Regions from separate parts of the Homo sapiens genome. Here region 2 is linked to region 1. Evidence: read pairs that join two places in POLR2A ChIA-PET (ENCODE). Cell type or tissue: PC-9. All regions are shown on one strand. Each heading gives the region's core, and the rest is flanking DNA. Links, peaks and the distances in the headings are about the cores only. Region 1 has its middle 160 kb from the start of UBE2E2-DT. Region 2 has its middle 30 kb from the start of UBE2E1.

Region 1 (10,498 bases), core at 6,535-9,034:
TTGCAGTGGCTGCTACTGGTTGTTTCTTTCCATATTTAGTGCTTCTTTCAGGAGCTCTTGTAAGGCAAGCCTGGTGGTGACAAAATCTCTCAGCATTTGCTTGTCTGTAAAGGATTTTATTTCTCCTTCACTTATGAAGCTTAGTTTGGCTGGATATGAAATTCTGGGTTGAAAATTCTTTTCTTTAAGAATGTTGAATATTGGCCCCCACTCTCTTCTGGCTTGGTTTCTGCAGACAGATTCACTTTTAGTCTGATGGGTTTCCTTTTGTGGGTAACCCAACCTTTCTCTCTGGCTGCCCTTAAAATTTTTTCCTTCATTTCAACCTTGGTGAATCTGACAATTATATGTCTTGGGGTTGCTCTTCTCGAGGAGTATCTTTGTGGTGTTCTCTGTATTTCCTGAATTCGAATGTTGGCCTGCCTTGCTAGGTTGGGGGAGTTCTCCTGGATAATATCCTGAAGAGTGTTTTCTAACTTGGTTCCATTCACCCCATCATTTTCAGATACATCAATCAAACGTAGATTTGGTCTTTTCCCATAGTCCCATATTTCTTGGAGGCTTTGTTCATTTCTTTTTACTCTTTTTTCTCTAACCTTGTTTTCTCGCTTCATTTCATTAATTTGATTTTCGATCACGATACCCTTTCTTCCACTTGATCAAATCGGCTATTGAAGCTTGTGCATGCCTCACAAAGTTCTCATGCCATGGTTTTCAGCTCCATCAGGTCACTGAAGGTCTTCTCTACACTGTTTATTCTAGTTAGCCATTCATCTAACCTTTTTTCAAGGTTTTTAGCTTCCTAGTGATGGGTTTGAACATGCTCCTTTAGCTTGGAGAAGTCTGTTATTACCCACCTTCTGAAGCCTACTTCTGTCAACCCGTCAAAATCATTCTCCATCCAGCTTTGTTCCATTGCTGGTGAGGAGCTGCGATCCTTTGCAGGAGAAGAGGCACTCTGGTTTTTAGAATTTTCAGCTTTTCTGCTCTGGTTTCTCTCCATCTTTGTGGTTTTATCTACCTTTGGTCTTTGATGTTGGTGACCTACAGATGGGGTTTTGGTGTAGATGTCCTTTTTGTTGATGTTGGTGCTATTCCTTTCTGTTTGTTAGTTTTCCTTCTAACAGTCAGGTCCCTCAGCTGCAGGTCTGTTGGAGTTTGCTGGAGGTCCACTCCAGACCCTGTTTGCCTGGATATCACCAGCAGAAGCTGCAGAACAGCCAATATTGCAGAAGGGCAAATATTGCTGCCTGATCCTTCCTCTGGAAGCTTCATCCCAGAAGGGCTCCTGCCTATATGAGTTGTCTGTCGGCCCCTACTGGGAGCTGTCTCCCAGTTAGGCTACACGGGGGTCAGGGACCCACTTGAGGAGGCAGTCTGTCCATTCTCATTCTCAGAGCTCAACCACTGCTCTGGGAGAACAACTGCTCTCTTCAAGCTGTCAGACAGGGACGTTTAAGTCTGCAGAAGCTGTCTGCTGCCTTTTGTTCAAATATGACCTGCCCACAGAGGTGGAGTCTATAGAGGCAGTAAGCTGTGCTGAGCTGTGGTGGGCTCCACCCAGTTCAAGCTTCCTGGCCTCTTTGTTTACCTATTCAAGCCTCAGCAATGGTGGACGCCCCTCCCCCATCCAGGCTGCCACCTCGAAGTTTGATCTCAGACTGCTGCAATAGCAGTGAGCAAGGCTCCATGGGCGTGGGACCTGCCAAGCCAGGCATAAGGGAGAATCTCCTTGTCTGCCAGTTGCTAAGACCTTGGGAAAAGTGCATTATTCAGGCAGGAGTGTCCCGTTTTTCCAGGTACAGCCTGTCCTGGCTTCCCTTGGCTAGGAAAGGGAAATCCCCCAACCCCTTGCACTTCCTGGGTGAGACGACACCCCACCCTGCTTCGGCTCATGCTCCATGGGCTGTACACACTGTCCAAACTGGTTGGACCCATCTTCTGCATCAATCACGCTGGGAGCTGCAGACTGGAGCTGTTCCTATTCGGCCATCTTGGAATGGATCCCTTCCCTCTACTATATTAATCATTAAATTTTCTTCTTCACATTTTAACACTTCCATGGAATTTTTTTTTAATTTTCATAGAGTACTCTTCCCCTTGTCTGACTTCTCTCAAGAATACTAAGGTGAAGTCTATATTTATAAGAATTATGCCCAGTATTTCTACCATACTATTTTTTTCTAAATACAGTATTTTTTTTATTTTGTGCTATATCAATGGATTAATTACGACTTAAGTCACTATCTCTAAGTCCCAGATGAGTTATTCATTAATTTCCTTAAATACCCAACGAAACTCTTTGACATCTCTCTGATCTAGACTCTCCCTTAATGACTCTGTTCTCCACTTCTTACTTACTTTCCGTTTTTCTTATGTCACTTCTATAATTAGAAAGAACACTGGGGCTACAAAATGTGGTCTTTAAACACCCAAAGGGCAAAAGCAAACATTCCATGAGAGTCAAAGAGAAACTGAAGCACCAAAAAAAGAACGATGACTTAGCCAAATTAACTCCCCCAGGAAATTATTTAAACTATTATGAAAGTGTTTTATAGTATGATAAGAGTAAAAAGCAAAAATGAAAAGACAGATATTCTGCTGCAAATTTTCTCTTGTAGTTAGGTAGATACATAAATATAGACAACTAGATGATAATTATCATATCAAGAAATGCTATTATACCCAAGCACATGGAGAAATTCCTGCCAATTTGGAATGTGAAACAAATTTAGTACAATAGAGCAATGTGCATATTGTCCTGCTGGAAAACTATTTGTTTAAACTAGGAAGTGGTAAATGACATCACATACACAAGGTTGATGGGTAAAATCACTTGCTGTGGAACCATGAAGATGGTAAATCCAGCACCACCCAAAAGGTGGATGCAAGGACTGCTCCTTGCACAGAAATCCTCCATCCACTAAGAAATGCCTTGCTTTTCATTTTTTCTCTCAAAGGAAACTTTCTCTTTTCTTTAATATCTCCATTTAGGCCAAAATATAAAATGTATCTACTTTCTTGCTTTTTTCAGCTATTCCTCGCTCATTAAGTTTCCTACTAAACATGTTATTGATTTTTAAAGTTCTAATAATTATATGAGTACTTTAGCTACTAAAATAGCCACCATTTTTTGAACTCCCACTATGTACCAGGCAATAGTAAGCATTTTCTATAAATAGCATTTTTTTATTCACAGAACAACTATATGAAGCAGAAATTATCCTGATTTTTACAGGAGAAGAAACTGAGCCTTAGGTGAAGGAACTTTGTCAAGGTCTCCCAGTTATTAAGGGGCAGAGGAAGACTTGAAACTCAGGTCTGATTTTCAACACATATATATTTTCCACATTATTCTGCCTTGTCTAGAAAAGTGATATTTTTGGCTGGGCGCAGTGGCTCACGCCTGTAATCCCAGCACTTTGGGAGGCTGAGGTGGGCAGATCACCTGAGGTCAGGAGTTTGAGGCCAGCCTGGCCAACATGGTGAAACCCTGTTTCTACTAAAAATACAAAAAAATTAGCCAGGCATGGTGGCACGCACCTGTAATCCCAGCTACTCTGGAGGCTGAGGCAGGAGAATTGCTTGAACCCAGGAAGCAGAGGTTGCAGTGAGCCAAGACTGCACCACGGCACTCCAGCTTGGGCAACAAGAGCGAAACTCCATCTTGAAGAGAAGAGAAGAGAAAAAAAAAGAAAAGAAAAGAGATATTTTGACAGCACACAAGCTAGGTACTCCTTCATTCAATGACATGAAAAAGCAGGCTTAATTCATTTTGTTGTCATTGAACCAATTCAAAACAATTACATACAATTTAAATTTGTAAGGAAAACATAAATTTATAAAATGAATGCTTTATGCCTTTGGAATGCATATGATATTGATAATGATCCATTGCTATCTGAGTTTTAAATTTTGCCATTTTTCTGCCTGAATCATTTGGAGATCAGGTAGAAGTTCAAGCCAAATTTTATTGAAAAATAGGCAAAAATTTCATCTATATTCACTAACCCCTAAAGAAGCTGAAATTTTCCCTTACCATTGATCCATTGCAGATTTTTTATCATGTTCCCTCGTACTAAATCAAAATAAATGAGGCCATGTCTAGCAGTTAAGCACTCACTGTCCAGATGTTTGCACTCAAGTGCACCCAGCTAAAAGTAGATAAGATTCATGTTCAAAATCCTTCTAGAAATACTTCCTCATTTAGTGCTAGTTTAATGTGAAAAGTGCTAAGCCATATCTTATATTGTAGAATTGCCTTCTTCTAACAATAGAGAAACATTTTATTAACCAGCCAAATTATTTTCCACCTACTGGAAAGTCTCTCGTAAAATTATTCCCCCTAGTGATAACAAGAGCTGGAGCCAATGCCAATCCTCTGAAATGATAGCCACAATAATCCACTACAAAAATGATTACATGAAGTTTGCTTTTAGGAAATAATGCAAAAGTAAAAATTACTCAAATTAAACAATTGATGATTTCCCATTACAACCATCCACAGAAATATTTATGATGAATATCTTCACTATATTTAGAGTGGTAAAATGCTCCTCTCTAATTATAATAACTAAACCATTCCATCACTGGAAGAATACTGTGGCTAATGTCAACATTATACAGTGAATCTTAGCATTACAAAACACCAGTGAGTTCTACAAACTTCTATTTGTAAAAATTGAACTATGTTAGGCACCATGAGGCATAGAAAGATAAACAAGAGATTCTACCTGCCATTCAGGTGTCTATTAGAAGGATTCTTAAAATCTGTGCACTAAAAATTTAACAAAAAATTGTTAAATATATACGAGAGGCACAAAGAAAATGCCATGAAAAACCGAAGTGTTTGTTTCAGGTGAGAAAAAATCAACAAAAACATAATGAAAGAGTTAGTGTATGTGCCTCCACTTTCAGTTTGGGTAGGCTGTCAAGAGGTGAAGAGGAGGATAGAACAATGTGGGCAGAATAGGTAAACAGGAGAGGAAGAGACAGGTTTGACTAAGGCCTCAAATTACAAAAGGGACAGACATACATAAGGAATCTGAATACAAATGTAGACATTATAAGATCACTCCGGAAACGGAAGAAGCTTGAGAGGTTCTCATTTTCCTTTGAGTCCTTTGAGCAAGAAGTATATGCTCTAACTTATCCTTAAAGAAGTCACTGCACAAAGGGCCAAGATCAATAATCTGGAGAGATGACAGACTGGCAAAAAGACTCCTGCGATTGTAAAAGTCAAAGGTGTAGAAAACCTAAAATAAGGCAATGACCAAACATAATATTATAAGCCACTTAATCTTCCCATATCTCAGTTTATCAGTTTGCTAAATACAGACAATACATATGTTACATCCTACAAATAATTGAAACATTAGCAATGAAAAGTTTATTAACTAAATTCAAAAATTCAAAACAATGCATATCAAATTTAGATTCACCACAAAAAAACTTAACACTACTTAGAAATTTAGTTTGGTATATCTATAAAGAGCTTTTAACATTCATAATTTTCTAAAACAATGCTAAACTCATTTTGAAACTGAATTAAAGGTAACTTTTAAAAAATTACATATTGGCCGGCCGCAGTGGCTCACGCCTGAAATCCCAACACACTGAGAGGCCGAGGCTGCGGGATCACCTGAGTGATCACAGGAGTTCGAGACCAACCTGGCCAACATAGGGAAACTCTGTCTCTACTAAAAATACAAAAATTAGCTGGGCGTGGTGGCACATGCCTGTAATCCTAGCTACTCAGGAGGCTGAGGCAGGAGAATCACTTGAACCTGGGAGGTGGAGATTGCAGTAAGCCGAGATCACACTGCTGCACTCCAGCAAGGGGGACAGGGCAAGTTTCTGTCTCAAAAAAAAAAAAGTTACATGTTAAGTGTGCTTAAATTCTCTCAAGCTAATATTTAGTATTCATCTTATTGCAGTAAAAGTTGTTCACATTTTAGCAAGAGCTTTGGAAAATAGCGCTATTCAAACTGATGCATTTTTTTTAGCATTGGAGTTGCTCAGCTGAAAATGTATGTATTTGGAGTTTTTATTTTTATATATAAATAATTTGTATATTTGAATTTCTATCCTCTTCAGTTCCTGTGGTATGCCACAAATGTTTGGTAAGATTTAAAGTGTTAAATCTTTAAGATACTAGATGATCTTAGAAGTGGAAATCTATTATACATTTGTGAACTAACAATTAGTCTATGTAACTACAAATTAATATGAAATTGCCGGTTCAGTTACTGGGAGTATAAATGTTAGAAAAAATACTGAAATGCTTTGCAAAGTGGCTTATGAGTTTAAACCTGCTAGTGATTTTTCAAAAGGTGAATAGGAATAATTCTTTCTCTCACTTCATCTTGTTATAACAAGAATAAAAATTCCACAACAGTAATGACCATTTATTTTTAATCATAAAGAAGAATTGTACAAGATATGTGTAAAGAAATTTTGCTGAGACATTAAAAGACTTAAGTAAATGTACATTGACCATATTTCTGGATTGGAAGACTCAAAATTGAAAAAATATTAATTCTCTGCAAAATAATATGTGAATATTAATAGAATACCAAATAAAATTGTAAGAAAATTTGGGAGGAGAGACAACTCAAAAAAAATAATTCCCAGTTTGATTAGAAGAATAAAAAACATGAAAATTGAATACCCAGAAATTTTCTGAAAAAGAAGAATGATAACAGAAACTTATTCTGCCAGGTTTTTAAATACATTTTAAAGTAATAGGCTGAATGTGGTGGATCATGCCTGTAATCCCAGCACTTTGGGAGGCCAAGGTGGGTGGATCACTTGAGCCCAGGAGTTTGAGACCAGCCTGGGCAACATGGCGAGACCCCATCTCTGCAAAACATGCAAAAAAATTAGCCAGGTCTGGTGGCACACACCTGTGGTGCCAGCTACTTGGGAGGCTGAGATGGGAGGATTGCTTGAGGCTGGGAGGCTGATGCTGCAGTGAGCTGAGATGCCGCTACTGCACTCCAGCCTGGGTGACAGAGCAAGACCCTGTCTCAGTAAGTAAGTAAGTAAGTTACAAAAATGAAAAGGGCTTGACAAGGGAGCCAGAAAATAAAAGAAACACAACAGAATAAATAAGTGGTTAATGGTCATAGGGAGGGACTTTGAGTCAGTGGACAAATGGTAGGTATTCAGTAAATGTTGCCAGGAAACTGGAGAAAAATCTGTGGTCAAATAGAAAAAGAAAATTTTATCCCTAATTCATACTTTCTTTCAGAATAAAATTCAAATGAATTAAAAATATAAATATTAAAATGTAATTAGAAGCATACAGAAGGGAAATTACCCATAATCAAGGCATGGAAAACTGTCCAAAGATGATATAACCTGAAAAAGGCCAATAAATCTGACTGCAGAAAACTATTTAACACTGAACTGCAACAATGCCAAAAACAAGATTAAATTTTAAAAGGGGGCCAGAGAAATTATAATACATGAGGCAAAGTGTTACCATAAAAATGAGATGTTTTTCACAACTATTACTCAAGGTCCTGGCAAAAAACAGATGGCACACTCAAGCAGGGTGACTGGAGGAGTTTAATAAGAGTACATTTTACAAAAGTGTGGACAAGGCTAAGGGAAAATCAGCCAAAGGTGATGAAGCACCCCAGGGCTAGCAACAGCCCAGCAGAGATCCATTTCCCACCCTAGGTCAGAATGGAAAAGGATGGGAGAAGTTGCTGGAATCTAGAATGAGTAGAGACCACCAGATAGAAGCTATAGCCTTTGGTAGAAGGATACAGCCCACCCACCAACAACCTGGCAGAAAGGAGGCAAAGGAATAATTGCTTTGACCTCACTCTGCTTCCATGTGTGCTTGTCCCACCAATGGCTCCATTGGCTGACCCGTAAGGAAGCCAGAGGTCACAGAGCCCACAAATGCTCCAAAGGGCAGGGTGGGGAAGGGTGGGGAGTACATTTGGAGGTGGAAATGGAAAACTCGTCATTGGAAAATATTAAAAGAATGATTTATCAGTGCCAGAGAGGGTGTGGCGAACTGGGGATTCATGGGAGTACATGTTTGTGGTTGCAGAAATATTTCCACCCTTCGGGAGGTTAAGTTGACAACATGAAATGTCAATATCCTGCAACCTACAAATTCTACTTCAAAGGATCTATCATTCAAAAATAGTCAATGAACTAGTATGTGTGTGTATACATACCTGTGTATATGTATATGTCTGTATATATACACATGTATATTCATCACAGCATTGTTTATTACAATGAAACTTTTGTAATAACCTAAATGTCTATCAGTAGGAAGTTGGTTAAATATATTATTGTATTTATAAACTGGACGACTGTGCTGACATTAAAATTGATTATTTAGGCTTATGTATCTTAATAAGGAAAGATGATCATAATAAGTCATTAAATGACAAAATTAACACATAGGGGCAAAAAAGAAATCTAAAGGGATATGTACCTAGTGGAAGTGGCAAAACTGTGGGTTGTTTCGGTTTATTACTTGTATTCCTGGTTATGTGTGTGTTTTTCAATTTTTTCAAACAATAAACATGAATTACTGCTTAGTGGTTGATGGTGTGTTTTAGAAAAAAAGACGAAAATTTTTTAATGTGAAAGTAACTCTAACAGTAGATATTTTGGGCTTTTTTCAATTTGGTTTCTTTCTTGTTTCAAAAGAAAAATGTGTGCCCTTTATTAACCAAGAAAACTAGATAGAGCTCTGTACCAGGGTAAATGAGGGCCTCTGTAATAAAAAGCCTGGGTAATGGAGAGCTATAAATATTTATAAGAGAATTGTATTTGGTAAGGAAAGATGTTTCTAATGATTTTTTTAAAGTACATTATAGAGTTGCTTCAGCCACAAAAATGACAGGCTCACCACTCATCAAACTCATCTTTTTTTTTCAACTTCTAAAATACACTGTCAACCTCACAGCATGAAGCCCATTATAAATTGCAGTCCTAGTTTTACATTAATATCAAAATAAGACTAACAAAATTTAAGTGTCAAGCTCTATACTGCACATAGTATTATTTATGTTTTATAGAGAAACTGAGGTTTTTTAAAATCCCTCAATATCAATTAGATTAACTGGTTGTTCTTAGCTATTAGTAGAAGGCAATTTATTCACAGAGATAATCAGAAAATTAGTCTATGAAATAAAAGTATGTCCCATTCTGTGAGCTGCATTAAAAAACACAATGTCTGCCTTCAAGTTAAAAATGACAAGTGACCAAATACATTTCTCTCTTCTTCCTCCTAGGACCCTACTAATAATAGTGAAGATATATAAATATATATATACAGACTCAGGCATTGGGCAACCAAACACTCATATATATATATATATGAACTAAACTGATGGGTCAGAAGGGATCCCCCCGCACAGCACAGCTGCACTACCAAAACAGCCAGACTGCCTCTTTAAGCAGGCCCCTGATCCATTCCTCCTCACTGGATGGGACCTCCCAACCAAGGTCTCCAGCCACCCTTGCCCATGTTTTCTGGCCAGGGATTTGATTTCTCCCTGGGACAGAGTCCCAAGAGGGAGGGGTGGGCCACCATCTTTGCTGTTTTCACAACTTAGATGTTCCAGTCTGTGGCCTTGGAAGATCCCAAGCCAGCCAGGGGTGGAAGTGGTGCCCCAGCACACTTGCTCTACCAAAGAGTGGCTAGACTGCTTATTTAAGTGAGTCCCCAATCCCATTCCTCCTGACTGGGTAAGACCTCCAAATTGGGGTCTCCATCTGCCTCCTACAGGTGTGTTCAGGCCAGCAACATGTCTGTACCCCCGCTGGGACAGAGCCCCCAGAGGAAGGAGTAGGCTGCCATCTTTGCTGTTTCACAGCCATCACTGGTGATACCTCCAGGTACTGGAAAAACTGAGGTAACTAGAGCAGATCCCCAGCAAACCACAGCAGCCCCGTGGAAAAGCGGCCATACTTCTAAAAGGGAAAAAAAAAATCCTCATCCAACAACCTCAAGATTGAAGGTAGATAAGCCCACAAAGATGAGAAAGAATCAGCACAGGAACACTAAAAACTCAAAGAGCCAGAGTGCCCACTTTCCTCCAAATGACCACATCATCTCTCCAGCAAGGGTTTGGAACTGGGCTGAGGCTGAGATAGCTGAAATAACAGAAGTAGAATTCAGAATGTGGATGAAAATAAACTTCAGTGAGCTAAAGGAGCACATTGTAACCCAATGCAAGCCAAAAACCATGATAAAGCATTGCAGGGGCTGACAGATAAAATAGCCAGTATAAAGAAGAACATAACCAACCTGATAGAACTGAAAAACACACTACAAGAATTTCATAATGCAATTACAAGTATTAATGGCAGAATAAACTAAGTAGAGGAAAGAATCTCAGAACTTCAGGACTGTCTTTCTGAAATAAGACAGGCAGACAAGAACAAAGAAAAAAGAAGAAAAATGAAGGAACAAAACCTCTGAAAAATATGGGATTAAGTAAAAAGACCAAATCTACAA
Region 2 (10,498 bases), core at 4,731-7,230, 730 kb after region 1:
TCAGGAGCTCAAGATCAGCCTGGTCAACATGACAAAACCCCGTCTCTGCCAAAAATACAAAAATTAGCCGGCTGTGGTGGTGGGTGGCTGTAATCCCAGCTACTCGGGAGGCTGAGACAGGGGAGTTGCTCAAACCTGGGAGGCAGAGGTTGCAGTGAGCCAAGATTGCGCCACTGCACTCCAGCCTGGGTGACAGAGTGAGACTCCTTCTCAAATAAATAAATAAATTCTGTAAGCTGAATGCAAAAGAGAGCTGTATGAGAACCAAAGACAGAGCATAATCATGTTGGCCGTGAAAACCAAGCAGTTGTTAAACTCTCATAAACACTAGAGCTAATGAGTGTAGAATATTCCACTGGATTGAGCAAAGAGCTGAAATAATAACACATAGGCTCATGCACAGACTTTTGTTGTAAAACCTATTTCAATATTTTGTGCCTTTGGCATAATAATTGCTTTTTTTATAGTTTAATATTTTTAATAGACTGATTCTTGAATTGTTGGAATAAAACTTGAATTAAAAGGGATACTGAGAGAGTAATGATAAATAAGTACCCAACCTGGAGGCACAGTTAAGCTGCTGTTATGTGACTGCCAATGGACTTGTTTTCACTTATTCACTTTCCCTTGTGTGATTAATCTTTATTGTCCCCAGTGTGAATTGTCAAAAGGAGGGGGGGAAGCATACTGACAAAAATACATTTCTTGTGCAACTCCTAAGTATTTATCATACTGTGTTGCTTTATTAATTTTGAGTGCTGGGAAAATGGTAAAAATACAATGTAGAATTAAAGAATAACATATATATGTGTAAAATCTCAGATATTTGAAAAGATTATAGCCTCAGTTTCTAACAATTTTGCAGCAGTTTCTAATAAATGCACTGCACCATCATCGTTTCAGTGCCTTATCTAGAAGAGAACTGCATCCTCACCACCACATACCTGATGAAGACACAAGAGCAGGCAGCCCAGAGGAGGGTGGTCAGTGGGTATTTTAAGCCATTGCTTTTTTTTTTTGAGATGGAGTCTTGCTCTGTCGTCCAGGCTGGAGTGCAGTGGCGCAATCTTGGTTCACTGCAACCCCTGCCTCCCGGGTTCAAGCGATTCTCCTGCCTCAGCCTCCGGAGTAGCTGGTACTACAGGCACACGCCACCACACCCGGCTAATTTTTTGTATTTTTAGTAGAGACGGGGTTTCACCAGGTTGGCCAGTCTGTTCTTGAACTCCTGGCCTCAAGTGATCCACCTGCCTCGGCCTCCCAAAGTGCTGAGATTACAGGTGTGAGCAGCTGCGACCAGCCAAGTCATTGCTTTTTTTTTTTGAGATGGAGTTTCGCTCTTGTTGCCCAGGCTGGAGTGCAGTGGTACGATCTCAGCTCACTGCAATCTCCACCTTCCGGTTTCAAGCGATTCTCCTGCCTCAGCCTCCTGAGTAGCTGGGATTACAGGCACCCACCCCCATGGACAGCTAATTTTCATAGTTTTAGTAGAGACAGGGTTTCACTGTGTTGGCCAGGCTGGTCTCAAACCCCTGACCTTGTGATCCACCCACCTCAGCCTCCCAAAGTGCTGGGATTACAAGTGTGAGCCACCAAGCCCAGCCGTCATTGCTTTTTAAACTGAAAAAAAAAAAAAAATGCTTCTTCTTTGCTCTCAACCTGCTTTCTCAGGCCTGGTTACATTTTTTTTTTTTTTTTAGATAAAATAAAAAATTTTAATACTTCATTAAAAAAAATAAGCCTTTGGCACTCCTACGGCCTGGTTACATTTCTAGATCTGTTAGTTGTGATGTTGTTTTTTTAAAAATAGTAATTATTGAGCTAGGCATGGTGGCTCGTGCCTATAATCCCAGCTACTCAGGAGGCTGAGGTGAGGGGATTGCTGGAGGCTAGGTGTTTGGGGCTGCAGTGAGCTATGATTGTTCCATGATTGTTCCACTGTATTCCAGTTTGGGTGACACAGCGAGATCTTGTCTGTCTCCAGAAAAAAAGTCATCATTTTGTTTTGCTTAAGTAATGCATGTTTATCATAGAAAATGTAGACTGTAGCACATTAAAAGAAAAAAATTACTCATAAATCCCATCCAGAAACAATTATATATAAATAACTCTATATACAAAATTTTAAGGCATGTTGAGTTCCAGTTCCCTTTCATATGATAAAATATATGCAGATGGTCCCTGACTTATAATGATTCCACTTTTTTTTTTTTTTTTGAGACAGGGTCTCACTCTGTCCCCCAGGCTGGAATACAATGACATGATCATGGTTCACTGTAGCCTTGACTGCCTGGGCTCAAGCAATCCTCCAACCTCAGCATCCTGTGTAGCTGGGACTGCAGACACATATCACCATGCTTACCTATTTTTATTTTTTGTAGAGACAGGATCTCACTATGTTGCCCAGACCAGTCTCAAACTCCTGGGCTCAAGTATTCCTTCTGCCTCAGCCTCCCCAAGTGCTGAGATTATAGGTGTGAGCCACCAGGCACGGTCCACTTACTGGATTTTTTGACTTCAGGATGGTGTGAAAACAATAAGCATTCAGTAGAAACTTCAAATACCCATACAACCATTCTGTTTTTCACTTTCAATACACTATGCAATAAATTACATGGGGGCTGGGTGCGGCGGCTTATGCCTGTAATCCCAACACTTTGGGATGCCAAGGCGGGGGGATCACCTGAAGTCAGGAGTTTGAGACCAGCTTGGCCAATATGGTGAAACCCCGTCTCTACTAAAAATACAAAAATTAGCTGGGTGTGGTGGCATGTGTCTGTAATCCCAGCTACTCGAGAGGCTAAGTAAAGTAGGAGAATCGCTTGAACCCGGGAGGCGGAGGTTGCAGTGAGCCAAGATCACACCACTACACTTCAGCCTAGGAGACAGAGCAAGACTCCATCTCAAAATTAAAAAAAAAAAATTCCATGAAATATTCAACACTACTATAAAATAGGTTTTGGCCAGGCATGGTGGCTTATGCCTGTAATCCCAGCATTTTGTGCGGGCTGAAGAGGTAGGATTGCTTGAGCTGAGGAGTTCAAGACCAGGCTGGGCAACATAGGGAGACCCTATCTCTACAAAAATTAGCCAGGCATGGTAGCACACGTCTGTAGTTCTAGCTACTTCGAGAGGCTAAAGCAGAAGGATCGCTTGAGCACAGAAATTTGAGGCTGCAGTGAACTATGATTATACCACTTCACTCCAGCCTGGGTGACAGAGCAAGACTCTGTTTCTAAAAATAAATAAATAAGTAAATAATAACATAAAATAGGCTTTGTGTGAGATGATTTTGCCTAACAGTAGGCTAATGTAAGTGTTCTGAGCACATTTAAAGCAGGGTAGGCTAAGCTATGATGTTCAGTAAGTTAGGTGTATTAAACGCATTTTGACTTGCATTTTTGGCTTACATTTTTAATTTGCAATGGATTTGTCAGAATGTAACTCCATGATAAGTCAAGGAGAATCTGTATACAGTATAATACACACGTGTGTGTGCACACTCACATGACATTTAAGCCAAGTCTTTGTAAACTCTACTGTGAAGAAACTGCGAATCCCTACGGCAAATGTAAAGTCACCTCCATCCCTCCCCTGGCCAAACCTCTTTGCAGGTTATTTGAGACACAACTACTGGTGCGCTCTCTTGTTTGCAAGCAAAGACAGCTTTTTCTACTCTTTGATTTCCCAGTGTACAAATGAGGGGCTGGTCCCCCTGGGCCCTAAGCAGCACCCTCTCACAACTCAACTACTGGGCGGGTAGAAGTGTGCCAAGGCAGAAGACATATCTTGCCAGTTGCTACCCTGCATCTTTGACTTGCTGCATCTCAACTTAAAAGGTGACAGTGATATCTTCAACGTCCTCTGGACAAATGAAAACAAGCCACAAGCCTCTTTCTTTGGACCTATATGTTTGTGCTGTAGGCAAAAAGTCAGGAACTCCCAAGAAAATAAAAGAAATGGCAAAACTGCAAACAAAATCCTAGGGCAAAAACTGCTGAGTGGTTCCAGTAATAATAACCAGTATTTAACAAGTGCTGCTACAAGCTGCTCCTTATGCTGAGGACTTAGCAGGCCTTTATATATATATATATATATATCATCCTTCCTATGAGATAAAAACTATGATGACCTTACTTTTCAAAACAGTACATGAAGCTTCGAGAGTATAGCAGATGCTGCCATTGTTCTGCCCACATCCCTTTACCATTTTGGTGCACCCCAGGCCGGCTCCCAATGGCCATCCCCTGCGTCTCTGTGAGAGCTGCCTTTGCGCTTTGTCCATGAACATGACAGGCCAGAAGTGTCTGGGTCTTCACTGCCCCCTCAGGAAGCCCTTAACATGTGTCTGCCAGGTGTGGGGGTATATATATCCCAGCTCCCTCTCCACTTGGCTGGAATGATTGTAAGCTGTGTATTCTACTCTGTTTCCCAGAGTTTTCCTGAAGGTTTAAGCTTCAGCTGCCCATTGTGGTAGCTGGCTTTAAAATGCACCCTTATTAGCTTCCTTCCGTCCACCTTCCCTAATCCATTCCGTCACCTCCCTAATAATTGACTGCACTGAATCCTCATCTTAGGGTAGGAATCTGTCAGAGGTTCAACTAAAAGAAATGTTGAGCAACTTGCAATTTGGCCACACAGGCAGTAAATAGCTGAGCTAAGGTTGGAACTGTGAAAACTCTTTCCAAAGCCAATTCTCTTAACTATTTTTTTTTTTTTTTTTTTTTGAGATGGAGTCTTGCTCTGTCACGGAGGCTGGAGTGCAGTGACGCGATCTCGGCTCACTACAAGCTCCGCCTCCCGGGTTCACGCCATTCTCCAGCCTCAGCCTCCCGAGTAGCTGGGACTACAGGCGCCCGCCACCAGGCCCGGCTAATTTTTTGTATTTTTAGTAGAGACGAGGTTTCACCATGTTAGCCAGGATGGTCTCGACTTCCTGACCTCATATCCGCCAGCCTCAGCCTCTGAAAGTGCTGGGATTACAGGTGTGAGCCACAGCGCCCGGCTGCCAATTTTCATAACTTCTAAGAGGTATAACCGTCCCTGATTTGGGGGCTTCCATGGGGATCCTGAACTTTAGGCTGGCAGGGATTCAAAGAAGTCAGGGAGAAGGAAGTCGCTTTCTCAGGTACGGTTACAAAGGTTCCTCTGCTGAGCCCATAAAACTCACCACCACTTTCATGGCTACTCCAGCAAAGGAGACATTCCCCCTCAGCCCCCATGTCACACACTTGTCAGACCATACACTATCCTTCCATCTGTTAAACTAAGGTGGCTATACTGGCTTTTCAAACCTCACACTGCTGTATATAAACGCCCAGGCTCAGGCATGGGGTGGCCTGAGGCTCGTGCCTAGGCAGCTCACTCACAGCTCGGGACAGGAGCAAGGGCTGTCTTTGTTCCTGAGCAGCGTTCCTATTGCTGTGGCCTGGCAGAAGCACCTTGCCCTCCATGTGGCAGATGGGCAGAAAGTTTGGGCAGACTGTATGCCTGGCTCAAAGCCCCAGAAGGACACACAAATGTCTTTGTGGTGGACGCCAGGGCTGAACTGTGCCACAGAGAGCCTTGTGATATCTTTTAAAAAGGACGAGGCATCTTTCCTTTCAAAGGAAAACCCATGTTTCAGAACCACTAGGGAGTAAGTAGCCAGACAACATGAAATCATTATCCTTTGTCCCTCTGGGACTGAGTGTGAGGTTGCAAATTTCCCAAGGAAAGCATGTGATTTCTTTCTGTAAGGAGTGATTCATTTGAGAAAAGTCTACTTTGTTCTGCTAGTGTCAGGGAATTAGAATGAGCAGCCTGAACATATAAACCAGAGCAATGTCCCCTATGATCACACTGAAAAAAAAGAGCCCAAATCTTTAAAAACTTTGTGAAACAGGAGGGAGTAATGATGTTCAGAGTTTCCCGATGCAGACTCTTTTAAATATTTTAATGTTGCTTAACATAATGTCAACTTGATGCTTAAAAGTCAGATTTATATTCATTCTAAAGTGGCAATACATTGCTGCTGAGTTTTAACATTGTTAGCTTAGATTTGGAAAGAACCATTATTCCATTTTAAATTAAAATCTCACGTTAGCCCTCATTCTGAATCCACAGGTCCTTACTTAAAATCTGTTGTGCCAAACATGAGCCTGGTGTGAGCAGAAGGTAGCTTCATTTATTTTTCACGGTGGCTCATCTGGATTTGCAGGAAGGAACCAGGTCAGCATAGGGCAGTCAGCTGCCCTCCACCCAGAGGCCAGGATGCCACCTGGGAAGTTCTGAGGCAACACATCTTTAGGACAAACTTTAACTGAAGGGTACCTAGGCCCTCCTCTTGGGAAGAGGCCATGTCTTCATTACCTTGCCCCAAGTCCCAAGAAGTAAGACCACTTTCCTTTCCTCTCTCCCCCAGCACCATCCTCCCCAGCTCTTTTTTTTTTTTTTGCAACCTGGTTTGAACACACTATCTCCAGCTCTTGGGGTCTCCCCTCCTGTCAAGCCTGGTGCTACCTTCCCAGATTACCTTTCTTTATTGTCCTTGTAGAAAAGCCCATGAGCTCTTTCCATGTAATATTTTTACGATTTACTGCAGACAGACTGAAAGAAAGTCAACAAATATGGGAAAAAAGTTTTTTTAAAAAAATCATAAAATTGCAGAATGATTATTATAAGAATGAAAATGAGGTCATATAGAAAAAGTTTCCAACCCAAGAAAATAAAAGAATTGGTAGAGCCAGGCATGGTGGCTCATGCCTGTAATTCCAGCACTTTGGGTGGCTGAGGCGGGTGGATCGCTTGAGCTCATGAATTCAAGACTAGCCTGGGCAATATGGTGAAACCCCATCTCTACAAAAAATACAAAAAAAATTAGCCAGGTGTGTTAGTGCATGCCTGTGGTCCCAGCTACTCAGGAGGCTGAGATGGGAGGATCACTTGAGCCCAGGAGGCAGAGGTTGCAGTGAGCTGAGATCTTGCCACTGCACTCCAGCCTGGGCAATGGAGCCAGACTTTGTCTCAAAAAAAAAAAAAAAAAAAAAATGGTAGAATTGCAAAGGAAAGTCCTGGTGTGGGACATACTAAGCTGAGCTGTCTCAGTAATAATGGCCACCTCACAGTGTTCACACTCTAAGTGTCTAACTCAGCAGTGTGCAATAGAAATATAATGCCAACCACATATGTAGTAAAACTTTCTAGCAGCCACATTTTTAAAAAGTAAAAAAACACAGGTAAAATTTATTTTAATAACATGTCTTATTTAACCAGAAATGATCATTTCAACATGTAATCAATATAAAAAGTTAATAAGATAGCTTATGCTGTGGTTTGAATGTCCCCTCCAAAACTCATGTTAAAATTTAATTGCCAATGTAATGGTATCAGGAGGTGGGGATTTTAAGAGGTGATTGGGTTTCGAGGGCTCTGCCCTAGGATTAATGCAGTTAATTGTGGAAGTGGGTTAGTTATTTTGGAAGTGGGCTCCTGATAAAAGGATGAAGTTTAGCCCCCATCTCTCTCCCATGTGCTTGCTTTCCTTTCTACCATGATATGATTCAGCAAGAAGAATTTCACCAGATGCAATCCCTCAATCTTGGCCTTCTCAGCCTCCAGAACTGTGAGCCAAATAAACTTCTATTGTTTATAAATTACACAAATTACCCATTCTGTGGTATTCTATTACAGCAGCAGAAAACAGACTTGCAATTTTATTTTTATTTTTATTTTTTTAACAGAAGGTCTTGCTCTGTCACTCAGGCTGGCGTACAGTGGCACAATCATAGCTCACTGCAGCCTTGAACTCCTGGGCTCAAGCAATCCTCCCGCCTGAGCCTCCCAAGTAGTTGGGACTATACTATAGGCGCAGGCCACTATGCCCAGCTGCAATCTTTTTTACATACTAAGTCTATGAACTCTTTTTTCTTCATCTTTTTTCTTTTTATTTGTGTTTTGTTTGTCCTAGTCTACGAACACTTTTTTTTTTTTTTTTTGAGGTGGAGTTTTGCTCTGTCGTCCAGGCTGGAGTGCAGTGGCACTGTCTTGCCTCACTGCAACCTCTGTCTCCCGGGTTGAAGTGATTCTCCTGCCTTCACCTCCCGAGTAGCTGGGATTACAGGTGCCCACCACCATGCCCAGCTAATTTTTGCATTTTTAGTAGAGACGGGGTTTCACCATGTTGGCCAGGCTGGTCTCGAACTCCTTCCTGACCTCAGGCGATCCGCCTTGCCTTGACCTCCCAAAATGCTGGGATTACAGGTGTGAGCCACCACGCCTGGCCTTGTGAACTCTTATATGTATTTTACTTGTAGAGCATGTCTCGATTTGGACCAGCCACATTTCAAGTGCCCTACAGCTACATATGGATAGTAGGTGTCATACCAGACAGCACAGGCCTAACATGTCTTATTTTATTTAATCCTCCCCACAAGATGAGAACTATTACTATTGCCATTTTATAAACAGGGAAACTGAGGCTAGGAGCAGTAAGTAACTTGTCAAAAGTGATCAGTAATGAACAGTGGTTTTATTAAACAGAGTCCTATTTGAATCATGGTTTTGCCACTTCCTACTTTCTTTTTCTTTTTTTGAGACGGAGTCTTGCTCTGTCGCCCAGACTGGAGTGCAGTGATGCGATCTTGGCTCACTGCAACCTCCACCTCCCAGGTTCAAGCGATTCTCCTGCCTCATCCTCCTGAGTAACTGGGATTACAGGTGCCTGCCACCACGGCTAGCTAATTTTGTATTTTTAGTAGAGACGGGTTCACCATGTTGACCAGGCTGGTCTCGAACTCCTGACCTCAAGTGATCTGCCCTCCTCGGCTTCCCAAAGTGCTAGGATTACAGGCATGAGCCACCGTGCCCAGCCCACTTCCTACTTTCATAACCTTAAGCAGGTTGCTTCAAGTCCCTTAGCCTCAATGTCCCCCTGACTGGAGTAAATGAGATAAAACAATACCTACTGTTAGAGTGGTTGCAAGGATGAGAGATCATGTATGTGGAGGCCTATCAAGTGGCTGGCACATAAAAAAGGCTTAATAAGTGTTGGTTGTTCTAATAGAAAGGACTGGGCATCATGTCTCTGCTCAAGGTAAATGAATAACTGCTTCCTCAGTCTATGAGCCTGAAATGGGCACCTCCTCCTCTTGTCAACAATCTTTCCCCATGCCCAGCACCCTCATGCACACTCTTGGCTGCCCCAGACCCAAACTGTCCAGTCACCAGTTCCTGCCTCCCAGAACAGCCCCACATTCCTCCTCAGACCCAGTAATCTCCCCGACCCCTGTCCTTTTCTCTGAGAGACCTGCTTTCTACCGTTAAGCTAATGGAATGTGTCTATTCCAGTTATCTATTACTACATAAACATAACCCCCAAATTTAGTGACTTAAAACAACAACACTTACTTTGTTCACAAATCTGCAACTTGGGCATAAATTCAATGGCCAAATTTGAGAGGTAGTTTGTGTACCTATTCAGTGCCAGGCACTATGCAGGTTCTGTGGACATAGAAATGAAGCAGATTTAGAATCCCAGCCTCGAGGAAAATAAGAATCTGGCAGGAATCTTCTCATGGAGGTGCCGCTTTGCCCCCCATGTCAGCCATTCTGCTCCTCAGGAAGGTCACGCCTCAAGGATTCCTTGTGAATCCAGGTAGCATCAGTGACTATACTTCCACAGACTTGAGAACCCATGGTGAGGCCGGAAGACTGTAATGTAGATAAGGGTTTAGGTGGGACAGCTGTTTGGAAAATGTGCTAAAAGGGATTCCTATTAAATGATTCCATCTTATTCCTGAAGCTGGATTTTTTTTTTTTTTTTTTTTTACTTAAAAAACTTAGCTATGGTTATACTTCCTCATAATTGTACTTTTAAATATCCCCTATTCTACTTTAGGTAAAAATGGTTAATTTAAAAATTTCAACATCTTCTAGGGGCTTTTGGTTCAAGATGGCTGCCTAAACATGTGTGTATATCTCTTCCTTACTTAATCTTTGTGAAATGGCGGAAGAAATATAACAATGACACTAACCAACAGCAGTGCTGGGAGCTGGGTGGAATGCCACCAAGAGATGAGAGAACAGTGAGGAACAGAGGTGGGATGAGCAGCAAAATCTTATGAAACTGAAGGACTCAGCCTTATATAACCCAGAGAAAGTGCTCCCCACAAAAGTAAAATTTCCCAGCAGAACCAAGGAAAAACCCTAAGAAAAGAGGAGTCAGAGCCAGAGGAAGGAGTGAGCAATGGGTAGTCCAGTAGATCATTAATGAAAGGGCAGCAAAACTAGGCCCTCCCCTTCAGAGGCTAACTCTGGAATAAGCCCCTTGGGAAATGCTGTGAGGACCTAGTTATAAAAAGAAGGTTCCCCTCAGGAAACTCCCTGAGTGGTATTGGGTGTACTACTCCTTGGATAGTGCCTTAGGTAACCTTTGCTGCCAGCAGGACCTGGTAGCTCCATATCTAGGAGACACTGGAGAGGAGAGACCACTTGGTTGCATATGCTGCCTCCTGTCCCT

Evidence for each region. Peaks named below come from ENCODE experiments on the same cell type or tissue, not always from the same donor. Only the 100,000 strongest peaks of a DNase experiment are listed, where the experiment ranks them.
Region 2: POLR2A ChIA-PET joins it to region 1 with 11 read pairs; 2 of 35 experiments call an interaction of 5 or more read pairs at or near these places.

What each region holds. Positions count from the first base shown.
Region 1 is chr3:23,034,527-23,045,024 of GRCh38, forward strand. No RefSeq gene overlaps it. Among named protein-coding and RNA genes, the nearest start is that of UBE2E2-DT, 160 kb to the right of the region's middle. RefSeq lists an enhancer at 1,125-1,625. In PC-9, for the core only: no CTCF peak of the experiment used is centred there; a DNase peak (open chromatin) is centred at 8,045.
Region 2 is chr3:23,771,072-23,781,569 of GRCh38, forward strand. No RefSeq gene overlaps it. Among named protein-coding and RNA genes, the nearest start is that of UBE2E1, 30 kb to the right of the region's middle. In PC-9, for the core only: no CTCF peak of the experiment used is centred there; no DNase peak of the experiment used is centred there.